Linked DNA regions of Homo sapiens: all the other regions are linked to region 2. The links are chromatin contacts, found by Hi-C or POLR2A ChIA-PET in ENCODE. All regions are on one chromosome and are shown on one strand. The core of a region is the stretch at or near the end of the contact, and the rest is flanking DNA. Distances in the headings are between cores, read along the strand shown.

What was found. Hi-C counts contacts between places; a loop is a spot of excess contacts on that map. ChIA-PET counts read pairs that join two places held with the same protein, here RNA polymerase II (POLR2A). Pooled maps may share reads with other maps.
Region 1: a loop to region 2 is called in a pooled map, with 4 times the contacts of the local background. The contact joins two enhancer-like sites. A Hi-C loop is called at or near these places in 2 of 168 maps with a recorded cell type or tissue (ascending aorta and astrocyte of the cerebellum) and 3 of 50 pooled maps. POLR2A ChIA-PET finds 5 or more read pairs at or near these places in 3 of 52 experiments (BJ, PC-9 and activated CD8-positive, alpha-beta memory T cell).
Region 3: a loop to region 2 is called in a map of left cardiac atrium, with 5 times the contacts of the local background. The contact joins two enhancer-like sites. A Hi-C loop is called at or near these places in 8 of 168 maps with a recorded cell type or tissue (CD4-positive, alpha-beta T cell, CD8-positive, alpha-beta T cell, Right ventricle myocardium inferior and 4 more), 6 of 37 single-sample maps with no recorded cell type and 12 of 50 pooled maps. POLR2A ChIA-PET finds 5 or more read pairs at or near these places in 4 of 52 experiments (B cell, CD8-positive, alpha-beta T cell, OCI-LY7 and 1 more).

Annotation. Positions count from the first base shown.
Region 1 is chr3:177,475,517-177,480,201 of GRCh38, forward strand. All of the region lies in intron 1 of LINC00578 (long intergenic non-protein coding RNA 578), which reads left to right. Among named protein-coding and RNA genes, the nearest start is that of LINC00578, 36 kb to the left of the region's middle. Within about 2 kb of position 3,160, at least 15 of the 41 ENCODE cell types and tissues checked have a DNase peak (open chromatin) inside an H3K27ac peak, as active enhancers do; they include PC-9 and ascending aorta, where a contact is called at or near this core.
Region 2 is chr3:177,343,389-177,347,762 of GRCh38, forward strand. No RefSeq gene overlaps it. Among named protein-coding and RNA genes, the nearest start is that of LINC00501, 51 kb to the left of the region's middle. RefSeq lists enhancers at 1,143-1,662, 2,183-2,700. Within about 2 kb of position 2,408, at least 34 of the 41 ENCODE cell types and tissues checked have a DNase peak (open chromatin) inside an H3K27ac peak, as active enhancers do; they include PC-9 and ascending aorta, where a contact is called at or near this core.
Region 3 is chr3:177,123,176-177,127,660 of GRCh38, forward strand. The region is part of intron 1 of TBL1XR1 (TBL1X/Y related 1); the gene reads right to left. It also overlaps the pseudogene RNU6-681P. Among named protein-coding and RNA genes, the nearest start is that of TBL1XR1, 72 kb to the right of the region's middle. Within about 2 kb of position 3,069, at least 2 of the 41 ENCODE cell types and tissues checked have a DNase peak (open chromatin) inside an H3K27ac peak, as active enhancers do.

The DNA of each region.
Region 1 (4,685 bases), core at 1,910-4,409, 130 kb after region 2:
CACAGGCATATTTGGTTAGCTGTGCAAACAAGATGGATGACAGTGTCCTCTGTTTCTATTAAGCTTCAAAACTTATTTGGGAGATATGGATTTGGGAGCTGCACTGAGGCAGAAACAGAAGAGAGAGAAATGAAGAAATATTAACAATAATCCAGACATCCTTACTCTGAGGCATAGTTGAAGGGAATCAGTGTGGCCCAGGAAGGGTAATAGCACCAGGGATAACCACCAAATATCTTGTTCATTGGCCAAAAAAACGACGACGACGACAACAACAATGACAACAAAACACAACCCAAGATGTGTTGAAAAATAGAGTGGCTAAACCCAATTATTGCATTACTGTGTTTTCTGGCGAGATGGCAATAAAGAGTTGTGTGACCTCTATACATGGTCATCTTTTACAGAGTGATTTAGTTGTTTTTTTTTTTTTTTTTTGAGATGGAGTCTTGCTCCATTACCCAGGCTGGAGTGCAGTGGTGCAATCTCAGCTTACTGTAGCCTCTGCCTCCCAAGTTCAAGTGATTCTCCTGTCTCAGCCTCCCGAGTAGCTGGGATTACAGGCATGCGCCACCACACCAGGCTAATTTTGTATTTTTAGTAGAGATGGGGTTTCTCCATGTTGACCAGGCTGGTCTCGAACTCCTGACCTCAGGTAATCCACCTGCCTCGGCCTCCCAAAGTGCTGGGATTACAGGCGTGAGCCACCGTGCCTGGCCCAGAGTAATTTAGTTCTGTTATCATGTTAACTCCCAACAGCCCCCAAATTTAGGAAATGATTTTAACAATACTGTGATTTTTCTAGTAATAGCTCTGTGCAAAGCATTTTAAGAGGGAAATTGTCTTTAATCCTTATAGCAGTGCCATGGAATAGATAGTATCACCTCCTTTGTACTGAGGAGAACACAGAGCAGGGTGGTTCAGCCATGTTCCCGAGGCTGACTGCTTAACAAACAGCAGAGCAAGGGGCTCAGATCCTGCTCTGTTTGACTCCAAAACCTATGCTCATGGCTGAATGCTACTTCAGTCTTCACTCAGTAATTCTTTCTGAGAGGGTAAATCAACATCGTTGAGGATTAAAAACATGACTTCTATTGACGCGATTGCCAACTCTTGACAGACCATTAAGAGGAGCAGGGAAAAATATGTCGCTGAATATGAAGTTTGAAGTTTATTACGTTAGTTATCATTCAAATAGGTTTTGGAAATCACTTATCTAATTAGCTACGATGATTATTCGTCAGTTGTTTCTATGGATACTACTCATCTTATTACTCAAAATAGACACTCATTTATGTGCTTATTTCTGCACAGTCTAGTCATCAGCATCTGATAGTTCTGACACAGGAGGGAATCCTGTTTTTTTTTTTTTTGTTTTTTGTTTTTTTTTTTAGTGGGCCGTTTACTGGCTACACTGAGTCCTATCTTGTAAATACTCGTAATGCACTTCCTCAGGCTTTGAAGTAAGTGAATAAGCGCAGCCCTCATGGATTTCATAGCTCGAGAACAGTGTTTCTTAAACTTGGCTACACATTGGAATCACCTGGGGGTGATTGTCCACTCACAGAAATTCAGAATCTCTCCAGGGTAAGACCCAAATATCATTGATCTTAAAATCTTCCAGGTGTCTCCAATGGACATCTAAGTTTGAGCACACTGGCTCTTAGGGTAAACAGGTGCAAACATTCCTAAGCAAACATTCACAAAATTCTCTCTCCTCACAGGCATGCTAGAACATGAAACTGATTGGGTTGGACATTAGACTCACTGGGTAGTGGGGCGGGGAGGTGGGCTTATAGACAGACTGATGCCTGGCCCCCACCCTCGTCAGATTTTTAATTAAATGGTCCCTGGAGAAGGCTGTGCTTAGCGATCAGTATTTTTAAAAAGCCCCTTAGGCCACTCATATAAACAGCCTGGTTTTGAACCACTGAGTCACACCTACTAATCTCGAGAGAAGGCCCAAGGCTCAAGAGAATTATGTTTCCGTTGCATTAATTTCCAGTAAGGCCTGATGCTTTTCTTTTTTTTTGTTTGTTTTTGTTTTTGTTTTTGTGACAGAGTCTCGCTCTGCCACCCAGGCTGGAGTGCAGTGGCGCAATTTTGGCTCACTGCAACCTCCACCTCCCGGGTTCAAGCGATTCTCCTGCCTCAGCCTCCTGAGTAGCTGGGATTACAGGCATGGGCCACCATGCCTGGCTAATTTATGTATTTTTAGTAGAGATGGGGTTTCATTATGTTGGCCAGGCTGGTCTCGAACTCCTGACCTCCAGCGATCTGCCCACCTCGGCCTCCTAAAGTGCTGAGATTACAAGCTTGAGCCACCATGCCAGCCAGCCTGATGCTTTTCAGCAGACATCTTCCTGGTTCTGAAACGAAGAGATGAAGAGTGAAAAATTCAATTTAAATAAGATTTTCCAGCAGTGTAGGGTTGGGGTGGAGCTCTAAAACCATCTTGCCAGCCTGAGTTATTGAATACCAATGTCAGGAATAATTGAAGCAGCAGCACAAGGGGTATCTGTGAGGGGCGGAAAGGTCTAGTTTAGTTGATCTATTTGACCTTGTTTGCTAGATGTGAAGTCTTCTTTTCCTCGCAGAAATGAAGAGTTTAAAACAACAACAAATCAATGACCATATCACATTGTATTGGAATATTGAAAATACTCAGGCTGCTTGATAATGTAAAACAGCCATACTTATATTAATTATTCAATAATAGGCAGCTATCTATATTTTGAACTTTTTCCTATTGTTTCAGCTAGGAGCAATTCTGCTTCTCACACGTGTAGCTTGCTTGTCTGTTTCTTTTCCCTCTTTAGACTGTAATAGTGCTGAGTTCACCATGGCCCCTTCATCATAATGAGAAAGAACTTTTCTAATGACTCAGAGATTTCTAAATTAAACCTAAAATGTTTATTACAAAGATGCTGGACACACATTATGCATCGCTGTTGCAATACAGTAATATAATTCAGATAGAAATTATCTTTGCAAATGGCAATCAATTTTTGCTACTACTTTTTGCATTCTTGACAATCTAGTCACTGGGCTGTGGAAAAGTGCTTTTACTTGATTATTTACACTGTTGATAATCACTGTGGTTTTTGGCAGAGCTAAGGCATTATTTCACAGACCTGCATTGCAATAGGGAACGGGTGTAACTTCAAAATACTGCCAAAGTTCCTGTGGCTTTAGCCGACACCAAGGAATGTACAAACTCAAGCACAATTCTTAGGAGACTTCATTCTTTTACAGTGGTTTGCCACAGGGCAGTCCACATGCAGGGACAAGTTAAACAAATATGGTCCCTGGAGAAAGTGGGCTCCCCTGTAGCCCAAGAAGTCTACTGCTGTGGAGGTCTTCAGGAACTATCTGCATCTCCCACTTAATGCCCAGGACACATATCCTCCCACTTAGAACTTTGGGTTTAAAAGGGAGGAAACATATTTTAAAGTATTAGATAATTCAAAAACCGGCCAGGCACAGTGACTCACGCCTGTAATCCCAGCACTTTGGGAGGCCGAGGTGGGTGGATCACCTGAGGTCAGGAGTTCGATACCAGCTTGGCCAACATGGTGAAGCCCTGACTCTACTAAAAACACAAAAATTAGCTGGGCCTGGTGGCAGGTGCTGGGAGGCTGAGACAGGAGAATTGGTTGAGCCCAGGAGATGGAGGTTGGTTGCAGTGAGCCGAGATGGCACCACTGCACTCCAGCATGGGTGACAGAGACTCCATCTCAAAACAAAACAAAACAAGACAAACGAAAAAACAAAAAACAAAAAACAACCCCGTGGTGCCACTGCACTATTTTCAAAGGGAAAAAGAGCCACCGCTCCAGGCTGAATGTTTTCTTATAGATCATATGCTGATAAAGAAATGAACACAGACCTGTAATGTGGCAGATAACCTTTTGCAAGCGACTGCAAAAGAATAAAGAAAGATAGAAGCAGCGGAAAGAGCTATATTAAATGACTGCCTTATCACTCTTAGACAACTCCTACCTTTGATTTTTAAAAAATTTAAACATTTCAAACAAATCGTTATGCCATAGTGGGATGCTCTTGGGAAACACAAAAACAACAACAACAACGACAACAACAAAAAGAAAAAACAGACTCTGACTAGTCCAAAAACATCTCAGCAGGCAATCTAAGGACTAGAACTGATTTAATTTCTTTCAAAAAACTCTCCTCTATCATAACAAAGGTGTCAGTTATAAAGGGGAACATCTGTTTTGCTAGACCCTAAACTAAAACCTCTGATTCTTTTCACATCAGTCATTGAACAGCTGTCAGATATATGAACAAGTTTTAGACACCTGAGAATTATGACTTTGAACACGTGACCTAGAGATCCTCTGCCCCTGTTATCACTTCCTTGGGCCACCCGCCATGGCAGACTACACAGTCATTATAGAAAATGCCATCACCCAGTTTTGTTTGAGACTACACCAGCATGTGTTCAGCATTTTGAGTATTTTTCTGATTTAAGTAGCACTTATTCCTGATTGCTTTTGGTCTTGTCCCTGTCCTATTTTGTGATACTACTATCTGCCAGCCACTAAAGTCAGAAATTGTAATTATCTTTAATTTACTAACCCTGGCTGATCTTTGGCCATTGTGGCTGGTGAATTCTTCTTTTCTTCTTGTGCGTTACCATTACCTGAATTCAGGCTGGCATTATT
Region 2 (4,374 bases), core at 1,158-3,657:
TAAATTCAAGCAACAGCTCACACAACCTTCAGACTTTGAACTAGGCTACTGTGATCTGAGACCTGTTCATTCCACCCAAAATTTTTGAATAACTTTCATAGGATCCTTCTGGAAAAAGAGGATAATAGCAGTGACAACAACAATAATTCCTGATCGTTAAGTACAGTGCTTTTGAGTTTGTGAAGTTTTTTTTTTTCCACTCAAAATGCCCATGATGATTCTACCAGAGCATTTTTTTTGATGTTGGAAAATCTTACAACATTCCCTGATAAGGCATGTTTCTGAAATGATTTCATAAAAATCGACAGTTTTGTATTAAAACAAGAAATAATTCAATTTCTGAGTGAAAGACTATGCACTACGTAAATCTTTCTTGAGGAATTTAGAGGGGTTTTTTTTTTCCCTTGCACCTGACTGGATATATAAACATAGCTAGAGTCTTGGCTAATAATAACATCACAATGTGTACAGACCCAGCGCTCTTCAATACCTTTGCAGAGTTATTTGTGTCGGAAAGGATTTTATCATAAGCACATTTCTTCTCTCAGTATCACATGATGCGCCATTGAATTTCCCATCATACAAACTTTCTAATCTCATTTACAGTCACAGAGGTTGAAAATAGATAACTAATCAGCATTTAAGTACCTTATAATCTGTAAGGTAAACCAGATATGGCTAGACTGGCAGTGGAACATTCCAGAGGTTGCGGACTAGGGGATCCTGACTCTAGTCCATTATTAATAAGTTCTGCGACTTCTACAGCCCCTGGATCTCACTGTGATTCAGATTCCATATGTGCAAATTGAGTTTGTTCCTCTAAGTTTCCCTCTAATCCTCATACAGTCAAATGAGTGTCATAATTCTAAATATTTCAGCTTAATTTACGACAGTGTCCTTACTCATGATTCAAGACAGACTGGGGCCACATATAGGATCGCTGTGGCCTTTTCTTTTCTCTTTTCTTTTCTTTCTTTCTTTTCTTTTCTTTCTTTTTTTTTTTTTTTTTTTTGAGACAGAGTCTTGCTCTGTCGCCCTGGCTGGATTGCAGTGGTGCTATCTCGGCTCACTGCAAACTCCGCCTCCCGGGTTCACGCCATTCTCCTGCCTCAGCCTCCCAAGTAGCTGGGACTACAGACGGCCACAAGCACGCCCAGCTAATTTTTTGTATTTTTAGTAGAGATGGGGTTTCACCGTGTTAGCCAGGATGGTCTCGATCTCCTGACCTCGTGATCCGCCTGCCTTGGCCTCCCAAAGTGCTGGGATTACAGGCATGAGCCACCGCGCCCGGCCGCTGTGGCCTTTTCTTAGCCTAGGAAATCTGTACTGGGAGATCTGCCAGTTTCCTTGGCCTTAATCTTCTTCAGTTCTAACAAATGTTCCCATAGTGACAAGTTGTATTAGAGTTGACGTGGGCTGCTTTCTTCCCATTCTATTCTGTTCTATTCCATGTATCTATTTATTTATTCTGTTTTACATTTAAATCTCATAGTGCTAAAGCAAACTTCTCTTCTGAGAATGCCTATTAGGCAGTTAGAGAACTGACCAAGTGACTAAATATAACTTTAAGACCTGACTTTGCTTGAGCTCTTCACCGGTTATTTAAATCTATTTAGAATTTAGCTATTTGGTTCATCTGATGGGTTGACAATTGACTTAATAATAGTTATCCTTTGTCATAGGATTCTTCTTTTTCATGAAGTATTCTGAGAGTGAAATTGGGGATAATAGGGCACTTGAGAATGGGGTTAGGGAACTGTAGATACCTGCAAATTTGCAAAATGCTGACAAACAAAAGAATGCAAACTAAAAAAGAATGGAGGCGATTTAGAAAGTTACATTTCTTTGACTCAAAGATAAGGCTTTACCAAGGAAAGCAGAAGGGTGGAATGGTTTCCTGTTTAAGTACTGGCTGAATAGGGTAGTCTGTGTGCCGTTTGTGAGAATGTTTCCTAACAGGAGGAAGTCTGCAACGCACTGCAAAACCTAACCTGATCATACAGTATTTGATACCCTCGGACACAAATCCAGGCCTAGCCAAACCTCAGCGTAACTTTGGCTCCCAGCCAGTTTGATTCCTGTAATATTATTCAGTGTGAAACGCCATCGACCAATTTTATTATTTTTAGAGAATAGGACGTGAACTGATAGCCAAATGGTAAATAAAACCCCACTCCCCCATCCAGTTTGTTGTGTACTGGGAAGCACTGGGTGTGCTGAAGAAACGACAAACAGCAGGGGTTTGATTCTTAAAACGTTCCTGTACTCTAGGTTTTTGTGTCATTGTTGTTGTGTTCCTTATTTCCTTTTTGCCATCAATGGTGGCAGTTATTGGATAGGCCTTGGCCAGCGCTCCAGGGCTGCTGCTTTGCCCAGTGACTGTATCTTTCCTGTTAGCATGCTGATCATACTTGGAAACTATGAGTCAGTGAAATGCAGCCGCTAGCAGTGGGGGTGGGTAGATTACTAGGGAAAGTGCAGCCAAGACTTCCTGTACCAACTCAGGGCCATTATCTTTGGGGGAAGGTAGGAACTCACTATGGCAATAGGAACACCTACATTCACCTGGCATTTGCTGTGTACTACATTGATTTAGGGAGGGTATAGGGGCACAAATTAAAAAAAAAAAAAAAAGAAAGAATTAAACCTTCTTTTGTAGACACCAGGGTGGAGCTTTGAGAGTCATGTTATAATATCCCTGTTATTGACACCTTCAACTTGCTATTAGTTGCTGAGACTCATTAACTATTCACATTTGTCTGCCCTCATTCAACTCCTAGCAACTGCAGTTACAGTCCTATTTAAAATAATAGAGTAAGATTGGTAACATTACTGATTTAACAGGAAATTAGAAGACTTACATTCATAGAGCTTAGGTAATTGACACCAACAGCACTTTTCTTGTAATTTATGCACTATGATTGATTTCATTCCCCTGCTAGCCCTAAAAGAATCTCTGAAGCATATTCAGCCATCAGATTACTGTGCAAAGGAATTAAATGAGTATTACCCTGCTATCTATTTCAGAGCTGGTAAAAAGTTTCTAAGTGGTTTGGAGCTCAGGAGTCAGTCTAAAATTATAATGCTATTATAAAAGAGTTCAGCTTTAGAGCATTTCTTTGTAAGTGACAACTGTGGATTCACATGAAAAGGGCTTATTACTGAAAACGAGGACAAAACTACAAGTAGGTCATTTGTTTATGATTTTAAGCGTATTTTTTTGTAAGCTATATATGTATTCCCCGGCTTACCCTAAAATACACTCACTAACCTATAACAGTTGTGTTATAAATGATCCATTTCCAGATGTTTATTTAGTGTGGTATTTGGATCATAATATATCGCCACGCTTCATGCTTCTCACCCTCCACAATATAATTAACAATGCTGAGTGCAAGAAGTCTGATAAATGAGGAGGAAATATATTATTTAAGCCATGTATTCTACTCTGGAAATTTCATGAAACACTGGCAAAGAAGAGGTAGTAAATCTACAATGTTCAAATAAATCATTATTATTATTATTATTATTATTATTATTTTATTTTGCTATTTATTGAGCAGAGTAGGCATGGTCTGGGATCTACCTGCTTATTTCTCTAGTTTCATGTTCTCTTTTGTGGGGCTGGGTCTAAGGAAACCAGTCTACACCCATAGGATTCTAGGACTCTGGGGCTCCTTGCACACAGCTCACAAGGGGACATGCCCAGAAATGGCCAGGCTCCAGGTATCCTAGGAGGAACTGACCTAAGGTAAGTCCAGTTGTTGACCTAAGGCAGTAACAGGTGTTGGGTAAAGTGCTCCTGCAAAATATTTTTAATATTACAAAGAAGCAGAATAAAGATATGACAGCCATGTGTGAAAAAGTAAAATTCTGTGAAGATTAAGACAAGAGTAGGTTTAAGTACTTTCTTAGTTGCTATTCTGGGTAAAAATTCAGCTGACAGACTAGGATGAAAGCCTAGGTACGTCAATGATTCTTTGGATTCTTCTCAGTTAACTCAGTGCTTTCTTCATGTCAGTCTTCCACTCAGAGGTCATTGTCTTTTGTTTGTTTGTTTAACTTTAACAAAGTTTATACTTCGTATTTAGGAAAAAAATCAATCCTAAAGGGCTACTTTCAACATGGCGATATACATTATTTCAGTTAAATTCTTCGAACAACCATAATATCTATTGTATACACACACATTATCTTTGCTAATAACAGCAATGCAATGAATAACTACAATAGTGATTTAGCATCAGCTCATGTTTATATAGCACTGCACCAGCACATGCATCTATTTTTTTTCTTATGTACATCTCAAAAGATACCTATGAGGCAAACAGGACCAAAAAACACTTTTTGAGCCTCTGTGTGATCCAGGCACGG
Region 3 (4,485 bases), core at 1,819-4,318, 220 kb before region 2:
ATTGTAATAGTTTTTTTAAAAATGTACAGTAACTTCAAGAGAGAACTCATATCATACTAAAAACAGTATTTACCTTCCTAATCATAAAGTACATACATTAACAAAAGTTTAAAATTCAAGCCTTAAAAAGTTATATAACATCTTCATATTAATTGATTTACATCACTCATTGAGCATACCTACACCAACATCACTGATAAGAAGCTTTCATTTGGAGCCAATTATTTCCAACCAAAGAGATTCAGACTATGCTCAAATCTTTAACAGAGAAAACCCCTACAATTGGGCAAACAAGATAAATATTTTAAACATGGAAGAGGCTAAGCTCAAAAAGGTTTTCCTATTTAAAAGATTATTCCAAAAATCTCACTTCAAAGAAAAAAGATACCTAATTTTCTCATGCTTCCAATTCTGCTTTAATATTTTACTTTGAAGTTTCAGAGCATTATAGCTAAAAGATTCTCAAAATATTCTGACTGAAAACCAGGTGACTGAATTCATTCATTTGCCTCAATCAGATTATATAATCAGATTTTTCCAAACCTTAAAACATATGATTCAAACATACCCATCAAAAAGTACAAATACGCACTAGTACATTTTCTCCTGAGTACATTTTGAACAATCTACTCAAGTGGATCATTTACAAAATAAGAACATAATTCCCTGAATCAGTAAATTTTATTTTCATGAAAGGATGACAAAGAAATTCCATTTACACTATCACGATTTACATTTTCCTACAATTCATGCAGCTTTCTTCAATTCACAATCTACAAACCACAACAATGCACAAATTTGATGTTAGAGGATACTTTAATGTTTAGTTCTCATCTCAACAGTCACTGTTGCTAGTGTCTCTCATTCTCACTCTTCACTGTTACTTAAAGAACAAAGAACTAAAGAAGCCAGAAAGAACTAGATCAAGCGATGAGACCAATTTTCAGGGTAAGGCATAATAACATTAGCTAATCAAAAACTGGAGTATTTCTATCATTTAATCCTGCAAGACAATACCTCCTGTTTTCCCTCACTTTCCTTCCAATAACTTGACAGAAGTCTGGGGAAGGATGGATCCCAAGCAGAAAACCTTCACAAATGTGAAAGAAAATGGAAATCCTAGCATAGTCACATGACTAACTAGAAATCCCAGAACTCTGTCAACAACCTTTGTTTTCAATGCAGAAATCATTTCTGTACTTTTAATGACCCATCATTCAACCTCACTTGAGCTCCTCCAATAATTGGCACTACTTTACCAAGTTATTAGACAGTTCTATTAGTAATTATTTGAAAAATCATTCTTCTCTATGATTCAAATATGTCTAACTATTAACTATTTCTTACGTGCTATAGGGCTAAATAAACAAACTCCTCAGCTTTAAATGAAAATCTTCAGCTACTGGAAGGCCTTTCTCCCATTCTCTCATTCTCATTTAAAAAATGTGTGACCTATCAATTTCAAAAACCTATTCCAGTTTCTCCTTAAAGACTCCTAAAAGGGAACACAGTGCTTAACTCACGGCATCTTTTTCTTCAATACTTAATAAGTTTATTCTCTTAATTGACAATGCAATGAGAATAGTAAAACTCAAAATCTCAACTGCTAGTAAGATCTAGAAAGTCTAGATAAAAATTCATAAAAATCTGTCACTGTAACTGAGGCTGACAAATGGTGTTACGACAACTGAACAGCTAAATGCAAAAGAAATGAATTTAGAACCCTACTTCACACCATATAAAAAATTATCACAAACTGGGTTATAGAACTAAGAGCTAAAACTCTGAAACACTTAGAAGAAAACATACAGGTCAATCTTTATGACCTTGGATTAGGCAATGGTTTCATAGATATGCCACCAAGAGTACAAGAAACAAAAGAAAAAAACAATAAACTGAGATCATAGAAATGTAAAACATTTTCATTTCAAAAGACAACATCAAGAAAGTGAAAACCCACAGAACAGGACAAAAGTTGTGTAAATCATATCACAGATATGAATCATAACATTTGCATCCAGAATATATGAAATACTACAACTCAATAAAAGACAAGCCAATTTTGAAATCTGAACAGATACCCCAAAGAGTAAAATACAAACGGCCAATAAGCATATGAAAATACGCTCAACATCACCAGCTATCAGGAGAAATGCAGAACAAAATCACAATGAGGTGCCATTAGGATGGCAATCAACAAAAAAACAGTGATAAGGGTTGACAAGGATATGAGAAAGATGAGAAACTGAAACCCTCATTCACTGCTGGTGGAAATGCAAAATGCTGCAGTCCTTTGGAAAACAGTCTGGCCGTTCCTCAATTATTAGCATTTAATTAGAAATAATGAATTAACAGGATTTTAAAAAACATTTAGTATAAAACTGACAAGTGTCTTTTTTATTTCACAAGAATGAAAAATATACATCAGGACATGTTTCATATATGAATATATATATAACCAACGACTACAATAACTCATTTTTAAATTCTAGGAGGCAATAAAACAGCCAGTATACTTGACGTGCCATGGAGAAGTGCTGGCAATTTTCTTTATGATTCACTAAGACAATTAAAATAGCTCATTTATTTATTCAATTTCCAAGTTTTCAAATTTCCAAGTAAAAAAATTACCCTCCAAACTGACAAAGATTTTATATTTCAAATAGTAAGCTAAGGAATGACTTTTAATCAAATTATGGAATGGGCTATTAATCATTATTAGCCAATACAGTTGATACAGATACCACATTTCTTTTGTTTTTAATTTTTTGGAGTACACAGTAGGTGTATATATTTATGAAGTACACAAGACATTTTGATACAGGCATGCAGTGCGTAATAAAAAATATGAAACACTTTGTAAAACTGTGTGTCATCCTTGTGCAGGGGACATGCTAATCTTTGTATCATTCCAATTTTAACATATGTGCTGCCAAAGTGAGCATCAGTTACCGCATTTTTAAAAAGGTAGTCATTAAGTAGAAGTGGCTCTGTCAAAATAAGACCTGTTAAAGCACAGGGTGCTGAATCCCACACCACTTTCTGACTCAACGGCTAGATATGGGATTCAGCCAAGAATCTGCATTTCCAACAAGTTAGCAGGAGATGTTGATGCTGCCAAGGATCACACTTTGAGAACTACAATACTATGCTGAATCATCTAACACAACAATATTCTTTTTAAGACCAAAAAATGGTAATATTAATAATCCAATCATTTGTTAAACATCGGTTATGTAATAAAATTAAGATACATCAGAGAAGCTTTAAATCATCAGGACTTTCCCAGTGTTGTTTGCTCCAATTAGTACATCTTCTACTAATATGTCCATAAGATGCCTTTCAAGTCCTACATCCATGAAGCCTTCTGATTCCTCCAGCTAGAAATAACTGCTTATTCCTTTGAACCTAAGTCATCACTTGTAACACCCATAAAATACTGCCAACTTGTATTACTTGTTCAGCTATTCACATTCAAGACTTTCTCACCTACTAAACTAAGTTCCATGGTAGCCTACTAACAAGCATTTTCATATCCCTCAGAATTCTTGGCACTGGCTCTCCATAAATATTCAATAAATATGTCTTTAGCAAATAATTAAAATCAATATATCCTTGATTTCATCCCCCATTTTCAGCCAAAAAAAAAAAAAGGGCACAAGTCAAGCTTTTACAGAGAAATGCCCAAATCAAATCCTTTTCAAGTGACTGTACATAATGTACGGTTGTAATATTTAACCATCTAAGTTTAGGCTTAAGGAATAAGAGCATTAGAATGGCAGTTTTAGCAAAACCCAGTTTCAGCAAAAACAACATTCAGTTGGTGAACTAACCTACAGTTCTCTTCTCATAAAATGCGTTCAACAATACAAAAGTTTGATTGTTTTAAAGAGTAATCTGCCACAGATTATAATCAATGTGGAACCTGCTGCCCAAGTATAATTCTTTCCATAATGTATTATTACATTAAAAAACCCTTTGTGTTATTCTATGTATCTCAACATACTGCCACCTGACCTACATACAGAAGCTCAACTTGTATATCTAGTTCCCAAGTCCCTTGAGTCATTTCTTTTATGGTATCTCTAACATCATATAAAACAGCACAGAATTGCAACATCTTAAAAGTGTTTAAAATTATCTGTAATTCTCAGTATCATTAAAAATTCTTCTACGATATAACTCCTTCTACTATCCTTTCATCTGTCTGCCCTTTATAGAGTGTGAAGAAAAAAAGAACACAGGGGACCTAATGTTATTTATCTCCAAAACCTAAAAACACAGTATCTGGTATAGCAGGTGCTCAAGAAACACTTTGGATTGCAATCATTGTTGTTACTTGCTATCTTGTATACTATTCTTCACACAGCTCATTAGACTACTAGTATCAACATCTGGCAATTTAGGGAAGACCTGAGATCTATAACAGCTGCAGATCAAGTCCTAAGTACAAGAAAAGGGTATCAAACATGCAGTTCTATTTAA